4 separate regions of the Homo sapiens genome follow, and regions 1, 2 and 4 are each linked to region 3. A link is a contact called in ENCODE Hi-C or POLR2A ChIA-PET data. All regions are on one chromosome and are shown on one strand. The core of a region is the stretch at or near the end of the contact, and the rest is flanking DNA. Distances in the headings are between cores, read along the strand shown. Region 1 holds the start of SMG7-AS1 (SMG7 antisense RNA 1). Region 2 holds the start of TSEN15 (tRNA splicing endonuclease subunit 15). Region 3 holds the start of CBSLR (CBS mRNA stabilizing lncRNA). Region 4 holds the start of NCF2 (neutrophil cytosolic factor 2).

What was found. A loop is a pair of places that touch in the nucleus more often than their neighbours do. ChIA-PET counts read pairs that join two places held with the same protein, here RNA polymerase II (POLR2A). Pooled maps may share reads with other maps.
Region 1: a map of CD8-positive, alpha-beta T cell shows a loop between it and region 3 (22-fold over the local background). The contact joins the promoter of SMG7-AS1 here to the promoter of CBSLR in region 3. A Hi-C loop is called at or near these places in 5 of 168 maps with a recorded cell type or tissue (CD4-positive, alpha-beta memory T cell, CD8-positive, alpha-beta T cell, ascending aorta and 1 more), 5 of 37 single-sample maps with no recorded cell type and 16 of 50 pooled maps.
Region 2: a map of OCI-LY7 shows a loop between it and region 3 (4-fold over the local background). The contact joins the promoter of TSEN15 here to the promoter of CBSLR in region 3. A Hi-C loop is called at or near these places in 3 of 168 maps with a recorded cell type or tissue (OCI-LY7 and naive thymus-derived CD4-positive, alpha-beta T cell), 4 of 37 single-sample maps with no recorded cell type and 12 of 50 pooled maps. POLR2A ChIA-PET finds 5 or more read pairs at or near these places in 2 of 52 experiments (activated B cell and activated naive CD4-positive, alpha-beta T cell).
Region 4: a loop to region 3 is called in a map of B cell, with 12 times the contacts of the local background. The contact joins the promoter of NCF2 here to the promoter of CBSLR in region 3. A Hi-C loop is called at or near these places in 1 of 168 maps with a recorded cell type or tissue (B cell), 1 of 37 single-sample maps with no recorded cell type and 2 of 50 pooled maps.

The regions. Positions count from the first base shown.
Region 1 is chr1:183,470,708-183,473,407 of GRCh38, reverse strand. SMG7-AS1 (SMG7 antisense RNA 1) reads left to right here and starts at 1,426. Exons shown (of 5, transcript NR_040063.1): 1 at 1,426-2,688. SMG7 (SMG7 nonsense mediated mRNA decay factor) reads right to left here and starts at 909. Exons shown (of 23, transcript NM_001375584.1): 1 at 759-909. The coding sequence starts at 787. RefSeq lists a silencer at 922-1,071 and an enhancer at 1,227-1,858.
Region 2 is chr1:184,050,337-184,053,051 of GRCh38, reverse strand. TSEN15 (tRNA splicing endonuclease subunit 15) reads right to left here and starts at 1,322. Exons shown (of 5, transcript NM_052965.4): 1 at 1,162-1,322. The coding sequence starts at 1,296. RefSeq lists enhancers at 1,243-1,537, 1,416-1,545, 1,606-1,715, 1,468-2,403.
Region 3 is chr1:185,316,159-185,318,858 of GRCh38, reverse strand. CBSLR (CBS mRNA stabilizing lncRNA) reads right to left here and starts at 1,407. Exons shown (of 4, transcript XR_007066771.1): 1 at 582-1,407. IVNS1ABP (influenza virus NS1A binding protein) reads left to right here and starts at 1,616. Exons shown (of 15, transcript NM_006469.5): 1 at 1,616-1,906. RefSeq lists enhancers at 598-677, 928-1,027, 1,677-2,290 and silencers at 1,358-1,667, 2,128-2,187.
Region 4 is chr1:183,589,118-183,591,817 of GRCh38, reverse strand. NCF2 (neutrophil cytosolic factor 2) reads left to right here and starts at 1,359. Exons shown (of 15, transcript NM_000433.4): 1 at 1,359-1,662. The coding sequence starts at 1,489. RefSeq lists enhancers at 630-969, 1,080-1,339.

The DNA of each region.
Region 1 (2,700 bases), core at 177-2,676, 1.8 Mb after region 3:
TGTGTCACTCTACCTCTGACATACAAGTTCCTTACACCACTCTTAATGAATACACACGACTCTCAGAATGGTATCTTCCGACTACACTGATTCTAACCCAGTTTCTTCTGAAAAACCCAACCTTGTCCACAGTGCCTCCCTCTTTCCTCACTTCCCCATCTATTCCCCTTCACGCCTCCCCACACCGCCAACTAACTACAGATGACATTATTCCTCAATACTCCCAACCCGAGAATGAAGAACAAGCTCCAGTTTCCTGCGGTCTCCCTCTCCCCCTGTCTGCCCTCCGCGGTTCCCCCGCCCCAACACCCCAGGTGTGCAGACTTCCTCCCCGTCCTCTACTCATGCATCGCTCCAACCAATCCCACGCCACACCACGAGTCCCCTGCCACGGGGATCAGACTCCTCCACACCCACCTCCACTCGGGGTCGCCGCCGCCTCCCCGGACGTTTCTCTCCACCCCTCGCTAGCAAACCCGAGACCAAGGGCGCGCGCGCACATTCTCACGCTTCCCCAACCTCCCTCCTCGCACCGGGACGAGCCGGCTTCGCCAGAGCTCAGCCCGGGCGGTAGGGGCTAGGCACCCATACCCGTTCCGCCCCCTCCCGCAGATCCCCTTGCAGTCTCCGCCGACCTGCCCGGCGAGGAGAGGACGCAGCAACTCCCCCGCCACCCCGGACTTACCTCGGTGTCTGTTGCTCCATGCCCCAACCTGCGGCCCGCTCCCCCTACGTACCAGCCCGGCCTCGGCACTCACCGGAGGTACTGCGCGCTCTGCAGGCTCATCCTCCGCCGCCGCCGCCGCGTCTTCCCGCGAAGCCTCCGTGGGTCTCTCAGGCTCCTCGGAGCGGCCCCGCGGCACCGCGGGTGCTGGCGGCCGCCGCCATCTTCCTCTCCTCCGGCTCCTCCTCGCTCGGCAGGGGGGTGGGGGTGAATGAGGCGAGGGGGAGGGAGTGGGGAAAGCTGCTCTCGCTGCTGCTCTGGCCCGTGGGGCGCAGGGACACTCCGACCCGGGGGGGAGGGGGAGGGAGGAGGGGCGGGGGAAAGAGGAGAAGCAGAGGAAGTCGGCGACCGGGCGAGGGAGGGGGTCCCTCTCGCGAGATTTCAGCAGCGCCTGTCCCTCAGTGATTTCCGCCTCTCTGTAGCGCTCCCTTTTGGGATCAACGAGCTGTGTGGCGCCTGTGCGGCTTCTGAGAGACCGGCTGGTGGCGCTTGGCGGCTTCCTGCCAATCCACCCTTCTCCTCCCGCGCAAGGGGGCAATCCCAATCCCACCACCGGGAACACCCAGGCCAAAAGAACGGGAGTTACACTCAAAGTCTTCCCCCTTCTTATCACTCCTGCCGATTTCCCTCTTCCTTTTTGCACGCCTCCACTCTTCCCCACCGGAAACGCCGCCCCTTCCTCCTACAGTTCCTCCCAGCAGTCCCTCAACGCCTGTCTTCCCTCGCGCGTAGAGAGTGACTCGAAGGACCCCCTCTCCTCTTCGCTGCAGCCCCTCCCCATGCACGCTGGGAGACTCTTGGAGGGGATAAGGTGGGGCCCGGAGAGGAAGAGAAGACAATCGGATTGGATAGGCAGCTGCCATGGCAACTGGAGGCTGTGGTTATATTGTCATAGTAACCGATGTGTGCGGACAGGGTCACCCTCCCCTTGGCCAATGGATTCCCAGGAAACCACCCAGGGTTCCCCGTTGGCTTCCCTTCCATCTAAAGGCCTCCCCCAAGTTAGGAATCGATATAGTTCTCCCCGGTGGTGAAGTCCACTTCCTCCTCCCTTCCCACTTCCCACAGCAACTGGGGGGACACCCCGAGGCATTCACCATGGGCTTTTCCACCCGCCTGCGAGCGGGAACCACCTCCGTAGTTTCCTCTCAGAGCCGGGCGTGGAGAGGGCTGGGCCTGCGAAGAGGATGCATGGCCTGGAGGCTGGCGGGCGGCGGGCTGGAGTCGGGAGGGCGAGGCGACAGCGCCAAGCGGCGAGGAAGGGCAAGGGGTTTCCCCACAACTGCCTTGGGCTCTGGGAGGCGGGATCCCGCCTGGACGGGGTCCCTGAGGGAGGAGAGCGGCACACGACAGCCGCGATGCCTTCCCTGCCGACGGGGATAGCCGACTTCTGGCGAGTCGACCCCTCCCCCAAATCCACCCCACCCGCGTACTCCCTCCTGACCTAGCTGTCGCGAGCCTGCCGCGAGGAGGCCAGGGTGAGGGTGGGAACACATCCTAGAAGGCTAACACGTGGTTTTCTATCATTTAAGCCGGGGACAAGCCGGAAGGCTGACTAGCGCCATCACTCTGATAGGCACCCCGCAGTGGGGATCCTGCTTGATTATTAAAGGCAGACCTCCAAGTTCCTCCCTGCTCTGCAACCTTTCTCTTCTCACGGGTCTGCAGTGTTTTAAAAGTCGTCATTCTGTGTCGTTGAGTTAGAGAGGAAAACATCGGATAAAAGAGGATCAAGAAGAACGAACCCTAGATACATCTGTCTGGTGAAAGGAGTCTAGGAAAAGAAGTTTCATTCTTAGAACAAATCTTTTTGGATATTTATTATGTGTGTTTTGTGTCAGGTTTCGGGCCAAAAAGCTGAAATAAAGAACGAAGTCAATAATAATATGAAGTGTATGAGAAATAGCTGGAAAATTCATCATCCATGACTTGAAGAAATTGACGTTTTACAAGTTATATTTTCGGTTCGTATTGTG
Region 2 (2,715 bases), core at 73-2,572, 1.3 Mb after region 3:
TTAAGTACTTATATAGTGCTTTCTGTATGTTGAATGGCTTACAAATATTCATTAATTTAATCCTGTAACAACCGTATAAGTAAGTATGGACTATTAATATCCCCATTTTTCAGGTGAGGAAACTAAGGCATAATAAGATCAAGCAACTTGTCCCAAATCACAAGGTTGATAAGTGACAGAATCAGGATTTAAACTGAGTCTGATTTTGAGTTCATGCGCCTAACCAATATGCTGCCTCTCCATGCTATTGTTTCCCTAAAAGGGCACTAAATAATATTTCCATGCTATTGTTTCTTTTTCTCACCTTTTGGGAGGATGAAGGGGACAGAGTAGGAAGATAAAATTAAGCAAGAGAAGCTGAAAAAGGTTAACTCTTCAAACTTATACCTTCAAATTTTTTCTTGGCTGTTTTTAGATGATTATGAATTATTGCTCTCTAGCAGAAGAGTGCAATTCTGTTAAAGTACCGTAGAGACTAGTTTTTGAGATTCTTACAAAACCCACATCTCCATTCACTGTCTATTCACTGCTTGGAACCGTACTTGTACAAGGCAGTAATGTCTCAAGCAGAAGTAAGCAGAGGACTATCTTGATCTCGCCTGCTGCTAATCTAGAAAAATACACGCAAAATGTGAGTAGCTCTGCTTTGAGCAAGAACCTATTCAAACTTTCGAAGAAATCTGAAATATTAGGAATCTGCACCTTTTCAAAATAAAGATGCATTCTGGGCCCAAGGCTAAGTGTAAACGTGACTGTGCTTAAATCTTTATCACTATGGACCCCTAGATCTTATCCATCGCCCACAAATTGTCTTGCATGGTTACCGTGAGGATTAAATAAATTTATCCCCCAAAGGGGATTTACCTAGACAGCAAAACTAGTGGAGCGCTTATTAGGGATCTCCGGCTTGAGAGGGGCGGAGTTACTGTCTGGCTCTCAGTTCCAAAATGGCTTTGGCTGGGGGATTGAGATAGTGCAACTTGTTTAAACAAACAAAACCGATGCTGCCTGAGGCTGGCAGTTGTGCACACCGGTCCCCCTCGGTGAGGGTGGCGCGCGTCCTCAGTCTCCCACTGAGGAAGAAAGAAAGAGAGCTGCCTGGGAGTGTTCTGCCTGGGTTAGGGGCCTGGACGGCGCCCTGCTCCTCTCGCGCCTCCTGACCTTAGGGTGAGTGCCCATCCAGGCGTCCTCAGGGGCCCACGAAGGAGCTCCACCGCCGTCGCCAAAGCCGCGAACACCGCCCGGACCCAGGCCGCTGCAGCCGGGGGTCGGCTCGGAATCGCCGCGCTCCTCCATGCCGGCCGGTGCGGCGCTCCCGTGGTGCACCACGACCCGCGCCCGGCCAGAAGCAGCGGCGCGCGCGCCTGTGGGTTCCGCTTCCCCGAGGCTCGCAGCTGCAGTGCGAGAGGGCTCAGAAACTGGGAGGAAAGTTGCATCAGCCCCTCCTTCTGACCAAGGTAGCTAGAACCTGCGCGAACGCTCTCTAGTTTCGCTCTGCGTTTATTCAAATCTGAGCAAATTCTAACGTGAAAAATATTAAAGAGTAGCCTGCGCCCTGAAGCTCTTAATCCTCTTTAAGTCAGTGCTGCCGATAACTCTCTGAGAAAGTTGGGGGATACATACGTCCTCTTTGCCTTCAGCAGTGGGGTCCTGGTTTCTGATTGCTGGGGACGGGAAAGGCCTTACTCAGTGCCCTGACATAGAACTTTAAAGTAGAACCATACTTTCAGGGTGGACCCACGTTTCAGGATTAGAGGAAACACGAGTTGCTGAACGAGTGTTCAGAAAGGTAGGATACAAACTAGCATAAGCATGTGATCTGGAAGCCAAGGATGAGGAGTTTCAAACAGGCAGAGTAGCACATTTTAAGTATTTTTTAATTTACTGTGAGTGAAATGGGAAGCTATTGGAGGCTCCTGGACGTTTTCATAGGATCACTCTGACTGATATGTTGAGGATAGACTGGAGGGAGCAAGGACACAAACAGAGACTGGTTAGGAGGCTATCGCATTGACCAGGACAAGGGTGACTCAAAATCCAAAGTCCCAGGCAGGACATAACTTCTGTTTTCAACCATGATAGACTAAGACCCTAGTGGACCATCCCCCAGCAGAAAACAATTTGGACACAATGCAAAAAGCTGAATATACTGGAATGTGAATAGTGGACTGGTAGGAAGGGCAAGCTTGCTTGAAGATCAGGAACTACACTTGGACACAATACAAAAAGCTGAATATACTGGAATGTGAACAGCAGACTGGTAGGAAGGGCAAGCTTGCTTGAAGATCAAGAACTCCACAAGAAAATTCTCCTCTCTTTGGCATTTAGCTTGGGGCAAAGTGCAGTCCAGAAGTCAGGCTCAGCAGTACCAGGGATGCATGTATAAAACTTATCAGTTATTCTTGTCTGGGGAAGCAGAAAAGTGAAGACAGAAAATTTTGAATTCTGAAGAGATTAAGAAATCCCAAGGAAGGAGTCAGAGAGTGGATCCCCAAACTGTCAACCCACATCTCTGAGAGATCCTGAACCACCCAAAACAGAATCACAGCAGCTCAGTTAAAAACAAAAGATCTGAACTGAGACCAGAGCTGTCTCCAAAAGGGAGAGAGTTTTCAGTTAAAATCTAGCCGGGAAAATTACCTACTAATACAAAGGAAATAACACTCATCAGAGAAGAATAATAGAATCCAGACTCTCCACTTAACACTCACAAAG
Region 3 (2,700 bases), core at 158-2,657:
AGGATGAAACCCATTGTATTAAAGAGCTTAAAAGTACGTACCCTGATAGTTTCATTTGTAAGAAAAGTAAACATTGCTGTCAGTTATTATCAGCAAGACAAAACAAGAGCACAGTGTCAAATGTCAGTCTTTTTCTCCTTAAGAAAGATATAAAAAATCACTCGAATAGACATCTTAGTTCTTGTTTCCTCCTACAATTAATTGTCCGGGGGCGGGGGGACGGGGTGCGGGCGGGGCGAGGGAGACATACAAGAAATCTGTGAGAAAAAAAGGGGCGGGGGAATAAGTCTCCTTGCCTCAAGATTTTAGAAAAAAAGTTGTAAACCTATTGCAGATGAAGGCTCCCACAATTTATTTTTCCTGCTTCTATAAGCATAAATAGTTAATGATAAAAATGGTAAGAGGCATTGACAAAGAGCTCCTAGAATGTCTACAAATTAAGGTGAGTGATCAAACACAAGGTTAGGCCTAGACAGCTTAAGTGTCCTCCACAAATCAGGATAAGCGTTAACAGGACATTAACCTGGAAGCCTTTACCAAACTCTAATTTGGATATAATTTTACCTCACTAAATCCCTCACCTTCAATCAAAACTCCTTTCCCACGTGCCCTTCAGAGTCCACGAAGTTGCTGCCAGATCCCAGCTTAAATCACGTTTCGCTTTCACAGATCTCCCTCCCGGGCAAGGTGGTGGGGTGGATAATGAAGTTTGGCACCTGGTATAAAGGGCCCCAGTAGGTTAGGATAGGAACTACCACTTCTCAGGTGTGTTTTCTTTTTCCGGAAGAGGGCAAGACCAGTAGAGAACTGACTCAGCGTCTCCGACACGAGGAGAGCTGCACGCAGACAAAACAGACCCGGGGGGTGAAAAGTGGAAGTAAACTGGTGTTTGTGGCACCACTGATTTACACCTTCTCTGACTTCTCCAATATTTTTTTCCCCAAGTGACTCAATCTTCTCACCCAAACCAGGCCAAATGAGGGGTTAGTTGTTCGACTTCTTCTCAGAGTGCCTCTCTTCTTCCTCACACTCTCCACGCCTCCTCTCCGCACCCGCCACTTCCCCCCCGACCCTTAAGTTAAGGGCTCATGCCCAACTAGATCCTAATGTCCACGACGAGCAGCTCCAGTCTAGGGGGGGTTGCCTAGAAGTAGGTCTGACGCCGAGCAATCTAATCTCCCACGTCTGATCTCTCAGGCTATTGTGCCTCGAGGGGAAGTCAGAACAGGTGAGGGCGGCTTGAGGGAACCAGTTCCGGGACAGGCAACGCACAGGGCGGCGAAAGTGAGGGTGCGGGGCAAGGAACGGAGGGAGGGACAAAGGCGCGATAAGAGGAACGAGGGCGCCCCCCGAGCGCCGCCTATCTCCTCAGGATCACCTTGCGCTGACCTAGTTACACCGAGAAGGAAGGAACCCCAGTAGACCAGGGAGGAAGGCGGGGCGGGATGTGGGCGGGGCCGCGGGTGGGGCGGGGCTTAGAGTGGGATCTTTATGGAGCTCGCCTGTGATTTGCAGATGGATTCGAGACGGAAGCGGGCTGGGAGGCGTCGGCGGCGGCAGCGCACGTGGTGACGTGCGAGGGGGTGCGGCGCGAGCGGTCGGCGGCGGCGGAGGCAGTGTCTCCCGGTCGCGCGTGGAGGTCGGTCGCTCAGAGCTGCTGGGCGCAGTTTCTCCGCCTGCTGCTTCGGCGCGGCTGTATCGGCGAGCGAGCGAGTTCCCGCGAGTTCTCGGTGGCGCTCCCCCTTCCTTTCAGTCTCCACGGACTGGCCCCTCGTCCTTCTACTTGACCGCTCCCGTCTTCCGCCGCCTTCTGGCGCTTTCCGTTGGGCCGATTCCCGCCCGCTTCCTCCTGCTTCCCATCGAAGCTCTAGAAATGAATGTTTCCATCTCTTCAGAGATGAACCAGGTAATACGCGCTGGTTCTACGAACGACAGATGAGGGAGACGGCGCGGCTAGAATCCGAGAAGAAGGGATGGCGCCGGCGGATGGGAAGAGGGTGGGAGGCGCGGAAGCGGTGTCCTCATCAGGGGAGGCAGCCCCAAGCGGCCGCCGCCGCCCTCTGGGACGTGAAGCCCGCGCCGCGCTGGGCCCGCGCTCCAGCGCTGCCATGGTTGCCAAGTTGCGTTGGCGGCCGAGAGCGGGCGCCGGTCGCCTCGGAGAGCGCGGAGGCTGGAGCCCCTTTGCTACACTGGCGCGGGTGAGGCAGGCTGGGAGGAACAAGAGTTTTTTGTTCGAAGGGTTTTGGGGGGCCTGGGTTAGGGCGCCGCGGGCGGGGATGACCCGCCGGAAGGAGGGCGCGGGACTCCCCGTTCTTGCTGTCAGGAACGGACGCCTCGCCTCGGGTTTGCCTGGGGTTTGGGATTCTCTTCTGGAAGAGCTCTCGAGACTCGGCTCGTGTGGGCGGGCAGCCAGCCCCGGGCCTGGAGTAGGGTGGCACGGAGTCCCCGATCGCCGTGGGCCGCGGGGTCCTTTGTTCCCGCTCCACGTTGCCCGCTTTTCTTGCCAAGCGCGGGGAGAAGGGGGCGGGAGGAGGGAGGGAGCGGCTGCCCTGACGTGTCGGTACTGAGTGACTGCGGGGCTGGCCAATCCGGGGCGGGGGTGTGCGGGTGCTGGGGGCCTCGCCTCGCAGCCTGCGGAGTGGGCGCCGGCCTGGCTGCGCGAGGAGGAAGGCCTGGGACGCTCTTTCTTTTTTATGAAAG
Region 4 (2,700 bases), core at 110-2,609, 1.7 Mb after region 3:
ACTTCATGAATGTTCATAAAAGTTATTTCGGCTGGGCACGGTGGCTCACTCCTGTAATCCCAGCACTTTGAGGGGAGGCCGAGGAGGCCGAATCACCTGAGGTCAGGAGTTCGAGACCATCAGCCTGGCCAACATGGTGAAACCCCATCTCTACTAAAAATACAAAAATTAGCAGGGCGTGGTGGCAGGCTTCTGTAATCCCAGCTACTCAGGAGGCTGAGGCAGGAGAATTGCTTGAACCCAGGAGGCAGAGGTTGCAATGAGCTGAGATCGTGTCACTGCATTCCAGCCTGGGCAACAAGAGTGAAACTCCGTCTCAAAAAAAAAAAAAAAAAAGTTATTTCAGGCCCAGATCAGATGGATCTCCAAAGATTATCCTGTCTCAAAAATTTGTTAATGATAATTTCAGCTCAAGATAAACACTAACATATTAATACAGCCTATGGGATTACAAAAAAGTGAGCAAGGAATTCATTCAAGACTGGAAAGAATTATCCTCTCATCTGACACTCCCATTTAACAAGGGTGTGGAAATCAAGGCCCAGTGACACAGGATTTTTTCTCCATCACTTTGTAAGCCAGGAACCTCTGGCTGGTGACACCCTGCCCAGGCCTCAGTGGGCCACACTACCTGCTGCAGGAGATGGCCTGCCCACTCGGCCTGGGTGGGGAGTTTTATTGAGTGATGAAAACAGCTTTCAGTGGAGAGGGGATGCAGGGGTGGTTCCCCTACCCAAAGGCAGGAAAGTCCCCCCAGTGCGGGTGAGTCTGGGGCTTTTATGGGCTCAGAATAGGGGAGGGGCAGGACATAGGTAGTACTGGAAAAGGCAACATTCAATTGGTTAAAAGGCATTAGTCAGAAATAATTAATTGGGAAAGAGCAGACAAACAGGAACAGAAGTTCTCACTCTAGGTCACGGGTTTCATTTGGGACCAGTAGCCTAGTCTTTCAGCCTTCAGGCTGTTTTTGGCTTGAAGGTGGGGTTTCACCAGGGACCTGCCCCTATCTGCCTAGGCATTTGGCTGCCTCCTGTCATTATCACCAGGGAGGTGCCTCTACCTGCCAAGGTTACCCTGGCTCTAGAAGCAGAACTTTGGCCAGAAGCTGCCACAGAACAGGGGTGGGAGAGAGAAGAGGAGCTGGGTGACAGAGCAGAAGCATTTTGGGGAACTGATCCTTCAGGCAGCAGCTGATGTACTTCCTCTCTCCTCCACACTCCACCCCTACTCGCCCTCTCTCTCTCTGCTTCTTTCCTTTTCTCTCTCATGGTAGGGTTATGAGTCAGTTGCCAAAAGGTGGGGACATTTCCTGATGCATTTGCAACACTGAGAAGTTATCTTAAGGGAGGCTGGGCCCCATTCTACTCATCTGGCCCAGAAAGTGAACACCTTGGGGGCCACTAAGGCAGCCCTGCTAGGGGAGACGCTCCAACCTGTCTTCTCTCTGTCTCCTGGCAGCTCTCTTGGCCTCCTAGTTTCTACCTAATCATGTCCCTGGTGGAGGCCATCAGCCTCTGGAATGAAGGGGTGCTGGCAGCGGACAAGAAGGACTGGAAGGGAGCCCTGGATGCCTTCAGTGCCGTCCAGGACCCCCACTCCCGGATTTGCTTCAACATTGGCTGCATGTACACTATCCTGAAGAACATGACTGAAGCAGAGAAGGTGAGTGGAGGTGCCTCTTTCCGGGCCTCCTCTGTGCATTTGTTATTATGATTCTCAACCCCATTGCATTTCGGAAACCTAACCTCTGGGGAGATTGAAAAGAACAAAAGTTGCCCAAGCTCCACCCCTAGACAGCCTGATTTAACTGGTCTGGGAGGGGCCCCAGGCAGCCAGTTTTAAAAGCTCTCCAGGTGGAGAGCAGGTGAGGGGCAGCCAGGGTTGCCTCTTTCTCCATCTTCTAAATTAAAATCATTCTACAAGTGTCTTTAACACCTTTGTGAAGGCTGTCCTAGTCGTACTTTCTTCTACACAGAACTCCTTCTGGGCACAGAATCTCTATCTATCCCAGCGCTTTACACCTGATTATTGATTCTAAGGCACCTCTTTTGGCTTTCCAAGACTTTCATGTGTGTCGACTTTGCCTGCTCAAGAGATTTAAGGGAGGCACTTACAAAAAATAGCTTTTATCCCAAGTGACAATTCTGATCAATTATAAAGGAGACTCTTTTAAAGATGCTGAGGCTGGCAAGAGGAAATTGTACTGTGATTGACTAGTGATGTCTGCTGGGGGCATGGTGTGGGATGTCTCGCATCTTTTTCGTTATGTTTTCTCACTCAAATACCATAGTATGGAGTTAAGCATTCTCGATAATTATTTTTTTGATTGGTTGTGGTAAGGTGGAAAGGGTATGGAGTTTGGAAGGAGAAGATCTAGGATCGAATCCTAGCCTCTGTCTCTCTCTGGACTTTTAGTCTTAAGCAAGCTATGTAGCCTATGTAGACATCTGGCTTTCAGCTTCCTGAGTTTCTAAATATCATGAAAATTAAGTGAGATGCCAAACTATTAATGTCTCGTGGAACTTCACACCACTGTATAAGAGTTAGTTATTATTTTTACCGATTACTGCCAGTCTTTGCAAGGTGTGGCAGTGGTTGACTCCCCAGGTCCCTTAAAGAATCAGTCCCTTCCACACTCCAACAGTAGGTAAACAAGCCTCAGCCACACCCTCCTGACAGGAAGACAGAGAAGTGACTGAA